Regions from separate parts of the Homo sapiens genome. Here region 1 is linked to region 2. A link is a loop called in an ENCODE intact Hi-C map of the cell type or tissue named here. Cell type or tissue: lower leg skin. All regions are shown on one strand.

Evidence for each region. Hi-C counts contacts between places; a loop is a spot of excess contacts. Peaks named below come from ENCODE experiments on the same cell type or tissue, not always from the same donor. Only the 100,000 strongest peaks of a DNase experiment are listed, where the experiment ranks them.
Region 1: it touches region 2 in a loop (3-fold over the local background); 1 of 110 quality-filtered maps calls a loop at or near these places.

Annotation. Positions count from the first base shown.
Region 1 is chr6:14,909,603-14,912,102 of GRCh38, reverse strand. The region is part of intron 2 of LOC105374945 (a long non-coding RNA gene); the gene reads left to right. Among named protein-coding and RNA genes, the nearest start is that of JARID2-DT, 330 kb to the left of the region's middle. RefSeq lists enhancers at 671-730, 1,421-1,480. In lower leg skin, no CTCF peak of the experiment used is centred here; a DNase peak (open chromatin) is centred at 1,272.
Region 2 is chr6:14,443,715-14,446,214 of GRCh38, reverse strand. The region is part of intron 2 of LOC105374942 (a long non-coding RNA gene); the gene reads left to right. All of the region lies in intron 1 of LOC101928331 (a long non-coding RNA gene), which reads right to left. Among named protein-coding and RNA genes, the nearest start is that of LINC01108, 160 kb to the right of the region's middle. In lower leg skin, no CTCF peak of the experiment used is centred here; no DNase peak of the experiment used is centred here.

The DNA of each region.
Region 1 (2,500 bases), 470 kb before region 2:
CCAACAAACCAAAAACAAAGCAATACTTCTTTCCTACTTCCTTCCTTCCCATGCGTCTCATTTGTGTTGGTGGAAACTACAGATTGATTACTGTTTTGGGGCCTCTGATTAAAAACTCACATGTGTAAGAGACTCAGCTTCGAGATTAGGAGCTTCTTTGTTGAACCGAGGCAATCTCATGTTATTAAACCTTCCCTCTCAACTTGCCACCTGCTCCTCTCCTTCCCTAGCCCTAAGACCCTGAACCCATCTCCCCTTTTATCTTTGTTGCCTGTTAATTCCTGTTTCCTCAGGTGGAGGGCTTGTTCTGGAAATTAAGGTTTTGGGGACAGGGTTCCTCACCTTCCTCTCTTTGGGTATAGGAGGGCAGTCCTAAGATTTCCATAATCACAGCTTTTCCTGTGCCTCCTGCACTTAACGACTGCTACCGTACATCTGACTTCTTAAATTCATGGCCTGGAACTGCAAGGATATTTGCTAGTGTGTATGTTTTGTCTGCAACTAGATTGTCAGATTGGGTGAAATGGGCTCTGTATTAGTCTGTTCTTGCACTGCTATAAAGAAATACCTGAAACTGGGTAATTTATAAAGAAAAGAGGTTTAATTGGCTCATGGTTCCAGAGGTTGTACAGGCAGCATGGCTGGGGAGACCTCAGGAAACTTTCAATCATGGCAGAAGGGGAAGGGGAAGCAGGCACGTCTTCTACGGCCAGAGCAGGAGGAAGAGAGACAAGGGGGAGATGCTACACCCTTAAACAACCGGACCTTGTGAGAACTCTCACTCTCACAAGAACAGCAAAGGGGAAATCCACTCCCATGATCCAGTCACCTCCCACCAGGCCCCTCCTCCAACACTGGGGATTACAATTCGACATGAGATTTGGGTGGAGACACAGAGCCAAACCATATCAGACTCCAAGGCCAATTTTAAGTGGCTCCAGGATTCTCAAATTCTAAGTGTTTTAAGTGCTCAGACAGAGGCATAGCAGGCCTTCAATACGTTTTCACGATTTTCACTTTCTAGGAGCCTTCAGAGTGACTGTCTAAGGAGTTTTCTGGTCAAGCGCCGGGGTAGGCATTGGCATTCTTCTCCAGATGAAAGTCAAGAGGCAGACAACACAGTGACCAATGCCTCATCCAAACTCCTGAGGCAGAGGAGAGTCCAACTGCCACTTCCTAACAATGTGAAGCCATGATACGAGGCCTAATAAACTTTCCCTGCAGTTTCAAGAGGATGTGGTCTCTTTCACTTCCTGTCCCAAACTGTTCTGCACTGTTGCGCCATGCAACAGCTGCTTCGGATCAAGCCACGGCCAAATTCTTGCTGGGGAAGAGCAGTGACATTTGGGGAACCACAGGGACAACAGGGAGCCACTTCTGTGGGTGCTGGAGACTCCACTCATAGGACGTCTGGACACTGATGTCTAAAGCCTAAAGGAGGACATTAAAATGTTAGATCGGGGAGGGGACAGATCCACCATTGTAATTTCAAAGGTGAAACTCGGATGTCCTGGAAGGAGGGTAGACAGACCTGCTTGTGACCTGCTAATCCACTATCACAAACTGTGCATGCTTTCTTATCATTTTACTTCTTTCATAAATAGAGGACAGGAACAAAAAGCCAAAAGGTTACATGAAGGAGCAGGTGAGAAATCTCTAGCTAGTTCCCATGGTACTGTGGAGCTAGTACCGCATCATACTGTTCATCATACTTTGCTTGTGTTGTGGAGAAAACTCAAGCATAGACAAGGTGTCACTGGCCTCGCTGTAAAATAACAGGCTGTTAATGAAGCAGCCGAGGGATATGGAGATGGTGTCTTCATCCCTGTGCTCACCTTTTCCCGAATGTACCTTTTTCCCTTTAATTTCCCTAAATGAGATGTGCCATAGAATGTACCTAATTTGTGTCAGGTCTATACAATGAGAAAATCATAATACATCCATGAATCAGGGTTCAGTTAATTTATTTCCTAAACATCTACATTTTGAACTAATTTCAGATCTACAGAACAGATGGAGTCTCGCTCTGTCATCCAGGATGGAGTGCAGCAGCATGATCTCTGTTCACTGCAACCTCCGCCTCCCAGGTTCAAGTGATTCTCCTGTCTCAGCCTCCTGAGTAGCTGGGATTACAGGCACCTTCCCTCACACCTGGCTAATTTTTGTATTTTTAGTAGAGCCAGGGTTTCATCGTGTTGGCCAGGCTGGTCTCGAACTCCTGACCTCAGGTGATCCACCCACCTCGGCCTTCCAAAGTGCTGGGATTACAGGTGTGAGCCACTATGCCTGGTCAGGGTCATGTTTTATATCAAAGATTTAAAGCACTTCTCAGTGTTTTATATAGAAGACTTATAATGTCAGTTTGTCTCATTATAGAGGATAGATTTTGATCACTTTATTCGTCTACCAGGTTTCTATATTGTAAAATTATTATTTTTCCCTTTGCAATTAATAAGTACAATGTGGGGAGATAATTCCAGACTATACAAGTATTCTGTTT
Region 2 (2,500 bases):
ATAAGGATTTTATCCTATACGTTTCCTGCTGAAACATACATTGGTATAAAAAAAAAGTGAAAGGGGAGAAAGCAGCCTCAAAACTCAAGGGGAGAAAGCCTCAAAACTTATCTTTGTGTTCACTAAAAATGTTGGCACTATTGGGGCTAGGTTACTCTGTAAGGCTCAAGTGCATGTTCAGTTACCTAACTCTGAAACGAAGGATCCAGATTATTTCTTTCTTCAAATGGTTGCCTCTGATGAATTAGGAACACAGGATAAAATAAGAAACACCAGTTTAGGAGTTTAGGACCTGGGTTCAAATTCTGACTGGATCTCTTACCAGCTGCATGATCTTAGATAAATGACTTGTCAAGCTCTTTGAGCATCATTGTTCTTATCTACGAATGAGAGGTAAAAATCCCTATCTCAGGGAGGTGTATAGACTTTCCCTTTCTTAGGCCTCTGATTCCTGGAAGTGGGGGAGTATTTTAGCATGAAATATCCAAGTTATGCAGTGAGAAATCCATCATTATTAACATGAGGAAGGGTTGTCTTATAGATGCTCCATCCTGAAGATGGGAAAAGACTACAGGGAGCTACCCATGGTTTCCCTTTGGGACCAGCAATACCTGTCATCTCCCAGGGGAGGGGTCATGTTTTGTGTGATCTAGAGCGTAATTAACTCGGGAGGTCATTTTGAAGGAGTAGAACTCATAAATTCAAATACAAAAGGAGGTGCAGGGCTTGGAAGAGGCTTCAGTTAGTGACAGGCCCTGAAGCATGAGCTTCTTCAGCTGCAGAATAAACCTAACCACGTCCCTCTGGGATACAAGGAGACTAGACTCCGGACCTTGGGCAGAAGAGTGAGGAGGAAAAAGAGAGAAAGATTAAAATAATACTAATAAGAGGATTCTAGAACTCCCATCTGAAACTGATTCGGTGTGACTGGAGTGTGGATAAATGTCTGTATTCAGGATGTCTATAAATGACTGCTACTAGATTACATTTCTTCAAAAAAATTTTTTCTGCTGAGTAGACCTGAATGCCTGCTCAGATCTGAAAATATTCGATCTTATTTTTTCCTAATATGATGTTAAGGGTGGATTTCTTTTTAGGAAACTCCCATGTGTAGTTGGGATCTGGCTTTGGTTCACGTGTGGATCACCCCCAGTGGTCATACTGAACCTGGGCAGGCCTACCAAAAGCCTGTGATGGGGTTCAGGACACGCTACCTTAAAATATAGCAACTTGGCATTTGGGAAAAGCACAGAAGCAGGAAGTTCACTTTTACATGTATTCTCCCTTCTACCTTGAAGCAGGTCATAAGACCTCATGTGACAAGTGCCCTCCTTACTCCCAGAGAAAAGGAAGGAAGACACAGAAACACCACGAAGAATATGGACAAACAGACCTTGCTAAGTTCCCCCCCATTTATTACCATGACATCATACTCCCTTTGTCCAATCACACTTTCATCAAACCTGAGCATGAAAATACACAGGTTTCTCTGTTTGGGGGGTGGGTCTTCATTTTTGAAGTTTCCATGTCATGTAAAACTTATATTAAAGAAATGTGTATGTTTTACCCTTGTTAATTTGTCTTGTGTTAGAGGGATCTAAGCCACAAGCCTAGGATAGATGAGGAAAAGATACTTAACACCTGTTTGTCTGAAGGCTGAGGGATGGTTCTTATCAGACAGGAAGGAGCCAAGCATCGAGAAGTTGACCCTGTAACAAAGCCCTGGAGGTGGGAAAGAAGGAGGAGTTCAGAAGTGCATTCAGCACGTATTTATTGACATGTGCCTAAGTCCACAAGCACATATCAGAAGCCCTTGAGGCCAGATGTGTTTTAGAACTCAGAAATTTTCAGATTTGAGAAAGGCAATGTGCATAAACCAAATATTATATAACATCCCTAGAGGGGTTGGAGGCAACACTTTGCAAATCAAACACGGTATTTCCACAGTCCTGTCTCAGCCAAATGTATGAATATTCACACTAAGTGGGATAAATGCCACCTTACTTCACTTCATGTTTTGCCACCAAGGTGTTTATAAAAATTTTTGTGTTTTCAGAGGTTTGGGGATTTTAGAATTGTGGATAGGGCCTGGGCCAGGTGCTGCACAGTGTTCTGATGCTGGGGAAATAGCACTAACAGGACCAGAGCAGAGGCCTGAGGGAGCTGGTAGGCTCTGAACAAGGGATGGTTCCCCCGTGGGGCCCTGGTGGATGCAGGTGTAATTCCCATGGGGAGAAGGGGAGCTTTTTAAAGGGAAAGAAAACAAAACAATAGAAATGGCGTTCCATTAAAGCCCTAGAAAACATTAGTGCATAAGCTTGAATGCTTTAAAAAAATATCTCCAACAGAAAATCACACAGAGGAACAGAGGCCCCCTCCCTCCTTCCTGTCAACAATAGGCAGCTCAGTGGCTCTGGTGACTGGAGGGCCATGGGCCTCAGCTGGAAGATGTGAGTGCCCAGCAGACTGGATGGGCACAGCTGATGCCCACCTGACAGAA